3 separate regions of the Mus musculus genome follow, and all the other regions are linked to region 2. The links are chromatin loops, found by intact Hi-C in ENCODE. Cell type or tissue: left cerebral cortex. All regions are shown on one strand. Links, peaks and the distances in the headings refer to the core of each region. The heading gives the core; the rest is flanking DNA.

The links. A loop is a pair of places that touch in the nucleus more often than their neighbours do. Peaks named below come from ENCODE experiments on the same cell type or tissue, not always from the same donor. Only the 100,000 strongest peaks of a DNase experiment are listed, where the experiment ranks them.
Region 1: it touches region 2 in a loop (2.6-fold over the local background); 14 of 42 quality-filtered maps call a loop at or near these places.
Region 3: it touches region 2 in a loop (2.8-fold over the local background); 13 of 42 quality-filtered maps call a loop at or near these places.

The regions. Positions count from the first base shown.
Region 1 is chr12:91,085,274-91,090,875 of GRCm38, forward strand. The region is part of intron 20 of Cep128 (centrosomal protein 128); the gene reads right to left. Among named protein-coding and RNA genes, the nearest start is that of 5430427M07Rik, 42 kb to the left of the region's middle. In left cerebral cortex, for the core only: a CTCF peak has its summit at 3,180 (motif pointing left); DNase peaks (open chromatin) are centred at 883 and 3,199.
Region 2 is chr12:90,738,079-90,743,680 of GRCm38, forward strand. Dio2 (deiodinase, iodothyronine, type II) reads right to left here and starts at 960. Exons shown (of 2, transcript NM_010050.4): 1 at 1-960. The coding sequence starts at 206. It overlaps Gm26512 (a long non-coding RNA gene), which reads left to right and starts at 129. Exons shown (of 5, transcript XR_872906.2): 1 at 129-222. In left cerebral cortex, for the core only: CTCF peaks have their summits at 881, 1,085 and 2,573 (motif pointing right); DNase peaks (open chromatin) are centred at 902 and 2,590; H3K4me3 peaks cover 1,111 bases; H3K27ac peaks cover 701 bases.
Region 3 is chr12:90,900,730-90,906,331 of GRCm38, forward strand. No RefSeq gene overlaps it. Among named protein-coding and RNA genes, the nearest start is that of Gm23195, 88 kb to the left of the region's middle. In left cerebral cortex, for the core only: a CTCF peak has its summit at 3,432; DNase peaks (open chromatin) are centred at 2,995 and 3,371.

The DNA.
Region 1 (5,602 bases), core at 397-5,396, 350 kb after region 2:
CCTGCCACCCTGAAGGCTCTCTCCAGGAGACAGCCAGTAAATGCCCAGAAGCAGAGCTGTCCAGCTGATCTGAAGGCGGCTCCAGGTGACCCAGACTGTCTTCCAGCCGAGAGCACGCAAACGAAATGCCTCAGCTAAGCTCCGTACCACTCCAACTCAGAACTTAGGAATAGGACTATGAACCAGTTTTGCTAAAGCCTACCTAATGGTCATGGCTGAGAAGCAAAACTCTCCTGCCAAAGCCTCCCATAGTCAAGAGAATCGATGATAAAGCAACATAGTACTGTTTTCTGGTATATTTGGGAGAAGAGTTTTCATTGGCGTTTCAGGTTACTTAGCAGCAAGGTATAGAAACAAACTAGGAACGAATCTAGGAGAATACAGTATGAGACTGCCAAAGAGGTAAAGGAACACACACTGTCCCCACTGACTGTGACTAGTACCCCTTGCCAAGATCAGTAATTCTGCTGTCTGTGCTCACAATAAATACATGAAACCATAACTACCTAGGTAGCATTAAAGGCATATCTACAGCCTCGTTCTCCTAACTTGTAACCTACCTAGAACAATGCGCGCTTGTTCGCACCATGCCATACGTACGTAATTAGACTGTTACTTAGTTTTCACATTTTCACTCCTACTTGCCTTAGGAGTCTTCTGACATCAAAGTCTGGACTTCCTCATTTTTCTGAGAACTGCCTCTCTAACTTTGAATTTAACTTAAAACCCCCAAATTGCACTATTCAGATCCCTTTGTTGGGAATGAAGAAGTGGGACTGGGAGCCTGTGCTGGTGAAGCCTAGCTACTGACCATGGCTGAGAAGCAACATCCTACTGCCAAGAGAAGGCAGAATGCAGTAAGACTGCCAACGAGGTGAAGGAACACAATGCTGTCCCCACTGGTGTGGCTAGTGCCCCTGTCGTAATGGCTGACCTCATTTGTTTCAGAAAGCACCGCTGCTCAGCGCTGGCACCCTCGGACTCTGCTTCATTATTGCGCTACAGTCAACTGCCATAGAAGCCGCTGCGACTGATCACCTTCCATGGACATCACTTAATGAAAGGATGGAGTGAGAAGTATAGCAGCCCGGGAGCCTCCCTAAGATTGACCCCAGTCTTTAAATGAACTTATGCCAACTCATTATCATGTGTCGTGTTTGGAAAAGAAATCTTTCCTAGAAAATAAGCAGGGATCATAGTTGGGAACCGAAGCCTCTGGTTTTGTTTGGTTCCACTTAGTGTTCTGAAGCACAGCTAGGGTCACACAACACAACAGTTTTGTACCACTTCCTTTGCAATCTTTGCAACCCATCCCTTGGTACTTAAGGAAACGTGACACTGTCTTAACTTAGTTACCTCATTTCTAGCTTCATAAAAGCAGGTAATATACTTGGTTTTAAAAGGTAAATTACATCCAGCCGTGCATCACCAACACACCTAACTAGGAACTTGACTCCTCTTTAAAATGTTGGAGATCAAGCTTAGAAATAACTATTTTCTCTTTAACCATTCAGTAGAAAGCATCTCCTTCCCATCCTAGCTCAGGGCAGCTGAGAGTGATACAGCAGCATTTACAGCAACACCTTGGGCAGAAGAATACTGGAGCATAGCCGGAAGCTTTTAGCTGTTAGCTGCTGTACCCAGCTAGTCAGAAAGAGTCCCTGCTCCACATCCCCATGTGTCCTGTCCTTTACTAAGAACAGTGAGAATATAAATTCTCAGAAGTTCAATATTCAAAATTTAGTCTGTGTGTCTTTCTTTGTGTACAGTAATCATGGTATAATGATATCAAAGTAGCACATGGCATCTCACAAGGGACCATAAATGACAGATTTAGCCTGCTACAGGAGTACTCCTGATAATCAAAACATTAGCTACATACACGAGAAAATGGTCACTTTTTTTCTTTTTATTGTTTTTCCTTGGCTATCAAACTATTGTAATTATTGACACTGTAAGGATAGAAGGGGCAGAAATATTACAAGCCCAAATTTTCATTTTCTCTAAAGAATCAGAATTCCATTTATAAGTGAAATACACATTATCTAGTATGTACTGCTAATAAATAATTTAAAGGGGCTGAAAGGAAGCTGCTTTAGGGAAGGCTTGAAGGGTCATCAAATAAGCTCCCCTCCTGTTTTGAGACAGACCCCCATAGTGTCATGGTGGAACTAAATGCTTTAAATGACAGTAATTTAAGAACCCCTGATATATGCTAATCTCCTCATATCTTACAGATGAGGACTGAGCTCTAAGACATTCCGTGCCCACAGGCCTTCTACACTGGACCTTGTTTTTTTTTTTTATGAAATAATGACTACCCTCCTCTATATTTCAAGACTTGCACTGAAATGTTCTACCATCCCCTCTTCAACCGCACATGCTTATCCAGCATCTCTTTCACAAACTGAAAGAAAACTTCACTGATGGTCAGCAATCTGGAAGAAGTCTACCTGTGCCTGGCTGGGCGTCTACACTGTGGCTCTCCGCTCCAGGTTGCCTCACACGTGACTGAAGGAAAGCAAACGCTCACAGTTGAGAAACCAGACGTTTAGAATATCAGCATACAACAAAAGAAATATCTTATAAAACAAAACAATAAGGAAATATTGTAATAAGGTAAATAAGGTAATAAGGTAAATAGAGTCAAGTATATTTGGGTTTAAATTAATACTGTTGACTCTCTGGGTACCTGGACTACCCTAACCATAGCCTCAAAATACTCTTTTACACTTATGTATGCAATGGCCATTTACAGATTTATTCTCCCTTTGTCAGTGTGCCCTAAAAAGACAACAACTATGAATGTATCATTTACATTGTACTGGCTATTGTACGTAATCTAGGCATGGCTCAAAGTGCATAGGGTGCTTATGTGAACACTACACTATTATTTCCCTGGAGGGAACTGCTGCACTGATCTTGCTATCTAGAGGAAGAATCCCAAGTAGAGATCAAGAGACAAATACAGACACAAAACACTTACAATAGTGGCAGGTGCATAATAAAAAATTACTTTTTTAAAAATTCCCCCTAAGTATCTCTTGTGAAATCAATAAAACGTGTAATAAGTATCAGCTGTAATTTTAAACAAACAAAAGAAAGAGGCCACTAGGCACTCTGTCTTCCTACTCCACCTAGGACAGAAAGCTACATTATTAAAACTCTGTCATATCTACTGCCACCAGCTGGCTATCAGTGAACATGCCACAAGGAGCTCAGAGTTTCCTCATCAGACCTCAGCACAGAGAACACAGGTTAAAAAAAAAAAGAGCAACACTGAAAATCTCTGTCTATCCCTTGTGGTCTGGGAGACACGAAAACAACATGCCAGTCCACAGATGGGCATCAACTGGCCCGATGCATGAAGCTTCAATAAAGAAATGGTTTTACGGGCCACTGTCTGTCTTGGCTATGTGGTTCGACACACAAAAACAGGTACTCGTGTTTTCATTTAAAGCTAATTCATTTCTGGGGAAACATTCCCCAAACTTCAACAGTACAGAAAAAAAAAAAGACAAGAGCTTCCTAGCCAGCTCCACCTTGCTCCTTCGTAGCTCTTGGGCTGAGGAAAACCAAGAGACACAGAATGAACGTTCTGATGTAGCCAACAAATACGCTTTTGTCTTTTCTATAAAGATAGAAAGAAAGAGAAAGTAAGGGTGTATTCACTAAAGAATAAATCACTGCCCTAAATTGGTCAAGGGCTATCTTTGCTTTAAAAGACCCTTGATTAACAAAAAAGGGCAAGAACTCTGTGACTCATGGTAAACACTATTTCCAGGTTAAGTGTCTTCTGCCCAAATGATGATGCGCCTATTCACATAGCATTCTCAACTGTTCACAAAGTGCAGTTTGAAATTCCTTAGCTTAGAGGGACTCTACATTCTAGCAGCTACACATTTTAGAGTCTATGCAACCTCTGTTTATTTCATTTTTTTGACCATCTCTTATTTATAGAACCTACAAAATATTCTTGATTTTTTTGTTTGTGTGTTTTATTGTCTCTGTGTTTGATGCAGCTACTAGGGAGATCCGTGGTGTTTTCTAGGTTACAAGTGAATGCAAAAAATAAATGAAAGGAGGACATGACTGCTTCCAAGAGGCTGAGCGTTTATTATCGATATAGAGGGGAGGGAGCACAGGCAGAGGCAACTGGAACAGTCCAGAGTGATCATGACAGGCCACTGAACTAGGCCTTGTGAGAAAATGGTGGAGGAGAGAGGAGACAGAAGCCAAGAGGTCAGGAGTGAGCAGGAGAGCAGGAGAGCCAAAATAGCTGGGTTACATAGGAATAAGAAGCTGGGGCTTGGACCCCAGGCCAGGCACTGGGCTGGAGAGTTTAGGGCAGGGAATGGGGTATGCCAGTCAGAATGCCTCTATAGTAGATGCTGCAAGAGGGTGGCAGACACTGTCCTCTTTGATAATCTAATAGGCACCTTAGCCTTTTGACCATGGTTTGAGACATAACAAGAGGTCTACCCTAGAGCCAAACCACACTTGAGCTTTTAGAAGGAAACTCTCATATTTCTGCCACTACTATGATCTAGTGATCTAGCTGTATACAGTTCCCTGGAAAGGGAAAGCTGGAATGGAGTAGAGCATGCTTCTTACAAAGCATAACTCCATGTCAAATACCAGGAGTGTCTCCTTTGGGAATTCCCACAGACAGCATGCACCTATATGTTTCTGCTGGCTTTGAAAACAGAGGAAGGCTAACATGAGCCAATGCCTGATCATAATCTCTACAAGCTAGGAAAGCCAAGGAGACAGATTCTCCTCCTGACCCTGTGTGAACGAGTGCAGCCTTGAGTTTGGTTGATATTAACTCTGACCTCCACACACATCCACCAAGTTTGTGACATGTCATATAGCATTCTAGGAAACCCATACAATATAGAAGTTTTAATAAGAGATATATTCTGCTGAGAACAGATTTAAGGGCACGCATGACCAACGATCTAAAGGGCAGGTAATCAGCATGCAATCCCTATGGTACAGGGGACGCCACAGGAGATACACAGAATTCAACGAAAGCCTTGCAAAGACGCCTGTAGCCAAGTAGGACTGGTCAGAGTGTGGTCCTTCACGGCCAATTTTTAAATGTTACATCTGTCATAATTGCTGACTCCAAAAAGCATCCTATGTTTAGGTCCTCCAAAAGTTCATAGTGATTTTAAAAATTATCCTGAGTGCTATGCCTACACTGGAGCATAATTATACAGACAAGAATATACAATATAAACATTCCTATAAAAGGCACATGCCAATATGAACATGTAAGATTCAGGGTGCAGCAAAATATTTCAAGGACAGAAACTGCTTCTCAGAACTGTCTTCAACAGCTGCTCTAAAGCCTGCCTCACAGTGTACATGTTATCCACATGCGTTTTCTTACATACTGAAGACATTCATAAGAATTTGACTTATAACTGTGTCAGGTGTTGTATGCTATCATCTAAGGCAACAGAGTCACAAATATATTAACTAAATATTTTACCTGCATTATTTTTTCTGAATTAGGGTCACAAATCCACACAGTTTAAGCACTTTATAATGCAAAGAACAGTGAGCAATCAGAAATATAAATGGCATATGAAGA
Region 2 (5,602 bases), core at 277-5,276:
AGGAGGAAGCTGTTCCAGACACAGCGCAGCCCTTCTGAGGTCAGCATGCGCCTCCACTCTCCGCGAGTGGACTTGGAGCGGCTCAGAAGCAACGCCACGTGCTTGAGCAGAATGACCGAGTCATAGAGCGCCAGGAAGAGGCAGTTGGAGAAAAAGACTGGCAGGATCTGCAGGGTGATCAGCAAGTCTACGCTGAGGAGTCCCATCTTCTCTGCCTCCTCGGTCAGTCTCCTGGGCACTCTGCTTCCCCAGTCACCTTCTTTTTGCAAAGGAAGGTGGTGGTAGAGAAGTGGGGGACCAAGGGGAAGGTTGGGAGGGGGGTGAGGGAGAGGGAGAAAAGCTAAATTAGAAGAAATCCCAACTTGTCTCTTCTTTGAAAGAAGCAGAAATGGAAAGACCAGGTTCAGGCTCTGCAGCCCAGCAGTTGGAGTGTACCCATCAATTCATTCAATTCCGAGATGCATTTTTTTCCAGGATTTAAGATGGTTTAAAAAAAAAAAAAAGGCACCACCACCAGCAACAACAACAACAAAAACCCTGGCGTGCCAGTCCCTAATCCAGTTTACCCCTGTCAGAGTCCGTTAAAGACAGGAAGTTCTACTTTCATTTCCAGGCACCTATGAGACTGCAGAGATGGTAAAAATTTTCTTTTAGCTTTTCATGTTCCTTTAAACGCTGTCTGGCTTCTTGCACTGCCAATTTCTTAACTGTGCTGTAAGGGTAGGGGTTGTTTGGTTTGTTTGGGGTTTTTTTCTTTCTTTCTTTCTTTTTTTCTTTCTTTCTTTCGCTCTGTCTTTACTCCGTTGTAAACATACTTTCTGTTCTCCTCCTCCCAGCCTGTCTCCCTCTGCCTGTCCTTTCTCCAGGTTCTCCAGGAGCGGCTGTCCTCTGCCCCCTCCCTCTGGCGTTTCCCTCTTTGCTATCTTCTGCCTCCGCTGGCTGCAGAGTGCCTCTCTCTGCAGCTAGTGAGTCTCCCTGAAGCCTTTTATACATTCCCTGGCTAATTGCTGCAATAGAGAAATGAAAGCCTAATCTTGCTAAAGATCTTGACGTCATTGAGAAAGAGGGCTTACTTTGGCCAGGAGTGCAGTGAGCAGAAAGGCAAAACTCTACAACTTTTTTAAAAGGAGAGGTGGGGGAGACAGAAGGATTTTGCTTTGTGCTTTAAAGGGAGAGAAAGAAAAAACGATGTTACCTTTGACAAGTCTCAAGAAATGCTTCCAAACTTAAAGAAAAGTAATTTGTAGACTAATATGTTAACACTTTCCTCTGATTATCATTTTTATTAACTTAGGAATTTTGGCAAGAAAGCTTCCTGGCAGGCAGGTAGAAAAGCGAAAGCGTGAACATGGGTGCTCTCTGCTCCATTAAAAAGAAAAAATAAAGCTATTAATGCTCCCGTGTGGGCGTTACACCTTTACACAGGATTGGTTTTTTTCTCACCCGATCTCATTCCTGGGTGTTATGAATATATTTTCAGTAATGATCTTATCAGAGGGAATAGAAAGTGAATTTTGAGTTGGAAATTTTATAAACTATTTGAGACCACCATGGTATATCTTTAAAGATTATTCCCAAACTGAATTCAAGTATTATTTTTGGTTTTACTAAAGCTTCGATATTACAACAACAACAACAATAACAACTAACCTTCCAGCCATGGAAGGAGCTGCTGAGTGACCAACTCTTTCAGTGTCATTTCCCTACAACACTGATAAAATACTATTTCCATTCATTGGCATTTAGATCCCAGGAGACTGAGAAATTGATTATTTATGAGAATCTCTTAAATTCAGCCTTTAATAGTCCAGAAGCTTTAGGGAGCCATTTAGTTTGCTTGGAGGAGAAGATTAAAAGAAAGTAAAAAGGCTATAGGTAGTTAGGGGCTATATAGGTAGTAAGGGGCTATATAGATGGTAGGGGTTGTAAGTGGCTAGGGGCTGTAAGTGGTTAGGAATAGAAACAAACCAAGAATTAACACCAGGTGCCCCTTGGGCCTCAGTGGACTCTCTTGCCTTTTAGTTCCCAGGACAGTTATTTAAACAGATAGAACCTGGCAGTGAGTTTCCACCCCTACCTCCTTCTACGTTTCCTCCCTCTCTTACCTAACAGATCACTTCTAGGAGTGACATTTTTCTGAGAGTAGTAGTGACAATTATAGACACTGGAGTGGAAACATAAATTGAAATTGAAAGTCAATTTGTTGAGTTTTCTATGTTCACAGAGCTCCTGTCAAGCTCGAGCTGAACAGTAGATGCAAACAGGTGGTCAGTCCCTTGAGCTTCTATATCTTGCCCCCGGTCTCCAACTCTGTATTGACAGGACTGTAAAGCCTAAACAGAGGTCATTCTTTGTAGAGAGCATGGGCTAAAATCTGCATATGGATGTATTTTGTTCAGCTGGTAATATGGTTCTGAAAAATAGTCCCAAGGAGAGAGTAAGCTCTATGTGACCCACAACTCTTGTCTTCTCTACACATTGCCATCTCCCGAGCACATAAGAATCCTGGTTGGGACATGTTCAGCTCAGTGGTGTTCTGAATGAATGAATACCTAGGGCATATAGAGGGCTCAGCTCTGCTTCACACTAGGGGGCGCCATTCACATACAACATAACATGGTAGAGAGGTGCCCTGGAATTCTAAAATGAGGTAGCTTTTTGCATGGCTGCTCCCCAAAGACAAGGGCTCTCTACCATCATATTTTTATTTCTTTCCTCTTCTCTTCTCTTCTCTTCTCTTCTCTTCTCTTCTCTTCTCTTCTCTTCTCTTCTCTTCTCCTCTCCTCTCCTCTCCTCTCCTCTCCTCTCCCCTTCCTTCCTTCCTTCCTTCCTTCCTTCCTTCCTTCCTTCCTTCTTTCTTTCCTTCCTAATCGTCAATTGTGAGGTTTGAGTGTATACTCCATGGGCTAAATTTTTATTTAGATGAGGAGACTTTAGATGTTTGAAAAATTAACATAAACCACGGAATATCTCTCCTTGGACCAGCATGTGCTGTTTGCAAAAAGATATTCACAAATACAATGTTTGTGTGTTCCTTTCTTTCAAACTTCTCAATGCCTTTATGGGAGGAAAGAGAGGACAAAGAGGAGGGGGTTGCAAAGTACCTTAATTAGTGTAGATGAGGGCACTTCAATTCCTGATGAAGTCCCTGGCAACTAGGATGGGAGGTATACCCCTCCCCTGCCCCCTGAAATGAAGCTTCTACTCACTGCCCAGTCCTGAAAATCTCAACCCTATGCAGAGCTCTTCTGAGAAGGAGGAAAGTTAACCCATTTGCCTGTATTCTCAAGACCTACAGTGTGATTGGAATGGCCTCTTAAGAAGGATTGGCAAGGAGTGGAAAAATGTTCCCTTTTCACGTGTAATGTGCGGAACAGAAGTACTTAGAGAATAGAATTAAAACCAGTGGGTGCGGTTTGCTCTTGTCCCTTTCTTTCCTTTATTTGAGATTAGAAATGTCAGAATGGAATTGAAATAAGTTACAATCCACCAGAGCTAGGTCTCTTTCTGCACGGGGTTTCCTGGCTGCTTGTTATAATAAAATGTGTTTAGCATTTTGATCTTCAAGGGATTTACTCTTTAAGTCATAGAACCATTATCACACAAATGAAGGAAAGTGGGACCAAGGGCCTCTCCTCTCATTGATGACCAACTAAACCATCCTCTGCTACATATGCAGCTAGAGCCACGAGTCCCTCCATGTGTTTTCTTTGATTGGTGGTTTAATCCCAGGGAGCTCTGGTGGTACTGGTTATTTCATATTGTTGTTCCTCCTATGGGGCTGCAAACCCCTTCAGCTCCTTGGGCACTTTCTCTAGCTCCTTCATTGGAGACCCTGTGCTCCATCCAATGGATGGCTGTGAACATTCACTTCTGTATTTGTCAGGCACTGGCAGAGAATGCCAGGGCCAGGAAGCAGGGGTGGGTGGGTTGGTAAGCAGGGGACAGGGCAGGGGATAGGGGTTTTTCAGAGGGGAAACTAGGAAAGGGGATAACATTTGAAATGTAAATAAAGAAAATATCTAGTAAAAAATGAAAAAATAAATAAAAATCCCCAATATCATATTGAATATGATTAGAAAAATGTACATGGTTGCTTTGGTGTACTCATAAAATAATTCTAGTGTTTCCTTATTAAATATGATGCCAGTAGCTGGTACTTTTATCCTTTCTTTATCTGAAAAAAAATAATTCTTTATTTAGTTAAAGTGTGGGTCATGAATGGAGGTGGTAGTTTGGATACTAATTGGGCTAGGTCTGTTAATACTTATGTATCTTATGTATTTTTTACCTTTTTACTCTGTTGATATCAATACCTTGAATATTTAAAAACATTAAATTGAACTTTTGGAAAGAAAGAAAGAAAGAAAGAAAGAAAGAAAGAAAGAAAGAAAGAAAGAAAGAAAGAGGAGGGGAGGGGGAGAGGAGGGGAGGGGAGGGGAGGGGAGGGGAGGGGAGGGGAGGGGAGGGGAGGGGAATGGAGAGGTCAGCATGGTTGTAGAGTCAAGTCCTGTGTGGGACGTCTCCCTGAACTCTGTACCTAACATCTAAGTATTTAAAACCTAACTTCTATTTCACATTGCCCAACATGATGTCTGGGTTCAGATTTCATAACACACTGAAAGGGTTAGGATGCCCTCTCAGTCATGAAATTGTCCAGAGAAGTCAATACACTAACTAACAAGCAGGAACAATCCAGCACAGGGCATAGCCGCTGAATCTCACCATACAATGTTTGACACTGGTTTTCATTTCCAAAGGCAGGACCCAGGGAAAAACATTCTAGGCATTTTTTTTTTTAATTTGAACAGAATCACCATAAAACTGTTTAAAATTTTCCCCTCTTTTCATAGTAAGAGTGCATCATATTGAGGTATTGACTGCCTGTGCTTAGAAAAAAATAACAAATGGGAAGTCTTCCTTTGGTCTGCTTGCTCTTGGCTCTTCAAATGACATTAAGAAAATGAAGTCTGATGACCTGAAAGCGAACTTGATATTTTGGAGCCTGACAGATACCTTTTCATTTCCCTCCTCCTCATCTAAGAAAGGAAGCAAATACCCAAAGGACTTTGCATATTAGCAGTTCATGCCATAGACATACAAGCAACCTTGGTTTAAAGAATTATAGCCCACAAAATCATTCATATGACTTGTCAAATGCATAATACACATGATTTTTCATCTTTATTAAGAATCTGTAGAATAGGGCTGGAGAGATGGCTCAGTGGTTAAGAGCACTGACTGCTCTTCCAGAGGCCCTGAGTTTGATTCCCAGCAACCATATGGTGGCTCACAACCATCTATAATTGGACCTGACACCCTCATCTGGTGTGTCTGAAGAGAGCAACAGCATACTCACATAAAATAAACTTTTTTTAAAAAGAATCTGTAGAATAAATGCAACAATTATGAATTCAAATATTTATGGAAAGGGCAAATGTGCTGACTAGTGTCTTGCAAATAGTGCTTTGAGATATACTTCACTAAATGATGTAGTTCTAATCAGAAAAGATCACAAAGTGCACAACTTCCTGTCTCTACTTCTGGTTGTACCTGAGAGAGCTGGGGTGCAAGGTTTCCACCACATTTCCCATGGGTCCAT
Region 3 (5,602 bases), core at 397-5,396, 160 kb after region 2:
CAATTCATTATCAACTCGTTTAATAGCTGAAGGTGATAAAGTTCCATGAGACTAAGAACTACACTAACTATATAAAAGTCCATCATAAGTTCTTTCTAACACAGAGACCCAGTGTCTTTCCATTTATGTTCTCTTATGGTTAGAAAAGTAGAGTATAGGGAAAGCTTTGCCGCTCTCATTTTTCTTAGGATGATAGTTTTTAAAGATACAAACAAAAGCATAACAGCACAGTTAATTATTCCATATTTAACTAATTAATAACACATCAAGACAGTACGCATCTAAAAGATTCAAACAAAAACTTACTGACACAGAGCTAGCTAACCCATATTTAACCAAAGAAGAATGTACCAAGATAGTAAGTATACACATTAACTATAATAAGTAGAATATTTATAAAAATTATATTCAAAATTCAAAGGAGCAAAAAAACCTAAATTCTCTTCATGAAATGATTCATAATGCACCCTACCTCCAGGATACACAGCTTTTTTTAAAACTATAATTGTTGTAAGAGCCTAAAAAGAGGACATCTTGAAAGCATATGCACTCCAAACAGCTAACAGAAAAAACCTACATACAATACAGTCTCTGGATTCAGAATCACTTGAGTTCCAAACCAAATGGTGCTACTCCCGGACAATTATTCAACCAGAGTCCCTTTACTCTCTGCCTCTGTGCTCCAGTGTCCTCATCTACAAAATGGACATAATAATACCTATCTGAGGGGACTGCTACAGTAACTAAAATGAGATTATATTTGGAGAAAGTTGGCTTAGCTCCTGAGTCATAATAAGCACATTGCAATTGATGGTTGTGGTTGTAGCTAAACAGTCAAGCAGAAAGCACTGGCAATCATCGGAGACACCCAGAGGCCAGAGGAAAGACATTTTTCAAATAATTATAGTCCATGATAAGAAAACGAGGGAGGAAGTGAAGTGTCTGCCAGCATCTGGGAATAATGGGATAAGAAAGGGACTCTCAGGATTGGCATGTAGGAAAACAGAAGTGTTGGTCAGCACACTGACTGCATGCAGCAAAGGAAGACGGGATGCTGGTGTGTGTGTGTGTGTGTGTGTGTGTGTGTGTGTGTGTGTGTGTGAGAGAGAGAGAGAGAGAGAGAGAGAGAGAGAGAGAGAGAGAGAGACCTTCCATCAGGATATTTGTACAGGAAAAAAATTAAGGCATCAAAGAAGAGATTGTTTTCATTGGATTAGAAGAACCTAAAAATTAGGACACGCGGGTTTCTGCGGCTCAACCATATAAAGAAGATTTAGCTCTTGCACATCTAGCTTGAAAGGCACCATATTAATATTAACAAGAATCACACGTCAGAACTTAAAACATATATAGTTAAGAGAATTGAGTACCATTATTGTTGTTCAGTAACAATGAATGTCTGTGCTTTCATAAAAGAGTTTTAAATATGTCTACTTTAACCTACTGTGTGATCTTAGATGAGAAGTCAAAAAAAAAAAAAAAAACCCCTAAAGATTGTAGCACATATGGCCCTCTTTGGTTTTTGGAAATAAAGTTTGTTGCAACCTAACTCATTTCATGTTTCATACACACTATGACTGCTTTTAAGTCAAAATGGTAGACGTGAGTAGTTGCAACAGAAAATATGTGGTCACTGCTAGTAATTGTCAGCTTGACAGAATCTAGACTCACCTGGAAGAGGGACTCTGGGCATGCTTGTAAGATCTTCTCCTGATTACACTAATTAATTTCAAAGGCCTACCTACTGTATGTGGCTGCCTTCATTGCCTGGGATCCTGGACTATGTGAAATGGATAAAGGAAGCTAAAGCGTGCATCTACTTATTGCTCTCTTCTTCTGACTGTGATCATATGACCAGCTCCCTCCAGCTCTTGATATCTTGACTTTCCTGTCAGGATGGGCTGTACCATGAACAGTGAGCTAAAATAAGTGCTTCCTCCTTAAGTCGTTCCCATCAGAGTATTTGATCAGGACAACAAGAAAAGAAATTAAGGCAGACTATGAACCACAAAACCTAAAACTGCATTATGTGCATAGAGAAACCACGCTATCTCTCGCTTGTCACTCAAAGGTAAGAATTATGAAGTAATCTGATCAGCCTGTCATAGCAAAACACCACACATAAACTTGACATCTTTGACAATGGGCATCTGTTTTCTGTAGGGTATGAGGTCTCCATCAGGATAGGATGGTTACAGAGACCACTCTTCTGGGTTATAGAAGACGGCCGTCTCGGTATATAGTAGAGAAGGAGAGAGAGCATGAATATGACAGAAAGCTCTGATGTCTTTTCCAATTAGGGCACTATTTCTATCAAATCAGGGCCTCATCCTTGTGACCTCATGTGACCTTAATTACCAGCTTATAGGGCTGCTCCCTAAATATAGACACATTGGGGAATTTACTTCCAGCATAAGACTTTAAGGACATAATTCAATCTGCAGAAGACTTCAAACTTCCAAACTCTAATTTAACCTGAACTGTCCAGTGCACCACCCAGTGTGCCTTGCTAAACCCATCTGGAAAACAGTTTGAATACAAAGTACAGTGGAAACCTTTCCTGTTGGCCATGAATAAAGAGACCATGCAGAAACGTTGCCACAATGTTACCACGGCAAACCATTTATATGCTTGGAGAAAAACAGAGACAAAAGACTTCTAGAGGGCAGGAGAAAAGAAGACTTCTCCTCTCCAATGTAAAATTGAAACGCATCCATTTATCCAGTCCCCAAATGGGAATTTCCATCCAGTGGTTATCCTTTTATCTCACTAAGGAAAACAGCAATAAACATTCTTGAGAATAGCCTGTGACCAAGTGGGATGAAGAGATTCGAGCACACACTGACAGGTCAAAGTCAAGTGGTGGGCCTCGTCCCTCCCGTACTATTTACAGAAAGGATTTAACGCTACCTCTTCAATAACCACAGAGTATTTTAAGGACACTACCTCATTCATCTTCTGGGTGCCTTTGAAGTAAAGTGTCCCACATTTTATTTCTGGCTCATAAATGGAAAAAGTAGGACAGAATGCAGTCGCATGCCTCTTTCCAGAGTGAAGCAATCACTAGAAAAAACTGAAGCTACAGAGTATGAAGTAAGTTCCTATGCATCCAACCACGAGTTAATTGTCTGCTCTCTGAAGATATCAAAGTATGTCCTGCCCCTTGGAGAAGGAACTGCATGTCCTTTTATATAGATTATAACACACATCTACTGCATCAATCTGCACAATGACTAAAACACACATCTAACCATATCATTATGAACAATTCCCCCGCTTTGGTGCATTTGAAAACCCCCTTCTCAATTAGAAGTAGAAATATATGAACGTCAGGAATGAAAAGTGTCATGATCTATGTACGAGAAGCAGCTTTGAGTCGGAGTGCTCCTGTCTTATTGCATGTTGGTGAGGTCATGGGCTGCAGCACCCCCTAGTGAGAAGCCAAAGTGACTCACAGATTGTTAACAGAGCCATTGTCAAGAGGTTAGGATTAATTTCAGATCAAAGCTTCCTTGGGCTTAATCCTGCTCCTACATTGGCAAATATGTCTTCACTGGAGTCACTACATGCGTATGACAAGGGTGGGGCCTGGGTTACGTGTGTGTGCTTCCCTCCTTAATGATGCAAAGGGAAGATACAAAGGATTAGTAGATGAGACATGGGTTGAAATCAACTCTACCGTCAGTTCTTAGATTTTATGCAAGTCACTGCAGGTCTCTCTCCAGAGTCTTCAACATAATAAAGGCAATGCTCACCTCACGATATTACAGTCCTGATTATGAAAGAATCAAAAAAAAAGACGGAGCTGGGAAGACAGCTTGGTGGTCAAAGGGCTGGCTTTGCTGACACCAGAGTTTGGATCCCTAGGACCCATGTGAATGCTGGGTAGGGATGCTATTCCACCTGTAACTCTGGCCTCAGAAGGTAGAGACAGGGCATCCCTAAAGCAAGCTTGTTAGTGGGGATGATTTCCAACACTAAATCTCAAGCCTCTATTCACATGTGTGTTGGCATATATGCCACCATGCATACATACATACATGTATATAACATACACACAGAGACACACACACGCAGCTAAATGGAAAAACAGACAAGGGAAATAAAATAAATGTATGCATCTTTATTTCATTCCCTTCAACAAATACTCATTTCTACTTCTCCCTAAGGAGTCCTGTAATCTTTGCATACAGCCCTGCGTTAGTTTACTAGGCTTTCAATAATTAAGTGCCCCAGTATGAATGTCTTGAAAGACAGTTCAGTTCCCTTAGTCTTCTGAAGGATGAGGTTCCAAGGTGGGGATGCCTTGAGGTGTTAATGGCATGAGGGATGCTTCTGTTTCAAGCCTGTCAATTAGTCAATTAGGTTTGAAATTAGGTCCAAAAGAGATCTTTGTCTCTGAGTCACCTTGCCTCTATATATACCTAGAGTGGAATTTCCTGTTCTTACCTCACCACTCAGATAAGGTCCCACACCCATGACCTCACTTTGATTTGATTACCATTTTTAAAAGTCTACATCTAAATGAAGTTACCTTCTGAAGGCCCAAGCTTTAATGATTGGCCTTGAGCAGCTGTCGACTTGGTGGGATTTAGAATCGCCGTGGAAACAAACCTTTGGGTACATGTGAGAGAGATGTTCTAGCTTAGGTGAACGAAAGTAGGAAAGCATGCCCTAGCCTGTAACTGTAGATAACATCAGTCCATAGAGTGGAGTCCTGGGCTGAATAACTAAGAAAGCAAGCTAGCTGGTGTCAACTGACCAATAACTGGCCCAACTTGGGATTCATCCCATGGGCAGCCACCAATCCCTGACACTATGACTGATGCTATGTTGGGCTACAGACAGGAATCTTGCATGGCTATCCTAGGAGAGGCTCTACCTAACATCTGATGGAGACAGAAACCCCATGTACTGATTACCTTTGTAGTTGCTACAGCCAGACAACTGACAGAAACAATGAAAAGACAGCGTTTATCTTGGCTCACTATTGAGGGTCTATTTCATCATGGCGGAGAAGTCAAAGAGCAGGAGCAGGAGGCAGGTGGAAGCAGCAAAAAGCGAATGCAGATTTCCATTCATTCTTCTGCCCCTCTGGACCTCTTTCCTGTCTCTCCCTATACCTGATCCTACTCTCCTATTCCCCTCCCACTCCTCTCTTTCACCCAGGTACCTCTCTCCCTTAGCTGCCCCAGACACATATGTAGCACATGGCTGCCTTCTCTGACTTCAGAGAGACTAATCCTGCAGAGACTTGATGTGCCCCCCAGGGGGTGCAGGGAACAGTGAGTGGGATGTAAAGTGAATATGTTAATATATATATATATATATACATATATATACATTGGCAGAAAGCAAGCACAAAGCATGCACAAAGACAGCAAAGAGTCAGTAGAGATAAGACAATCCCAGTCCTGGCCCAATGTGACACACACTCCCTCCAGACAGGTGTTTGTAGAAAAGTAAAAATTATAGGTCAAACTTTAGGCTGTTTAGGGCTTGCAGTGATGTCTCTTCTCTACGATCACAGGATCCTGAGATAAAAGCGATTCTCCAAATCCAACAATGTGTTATTAATTACAGTGAGTCCTTGGGTACCCTG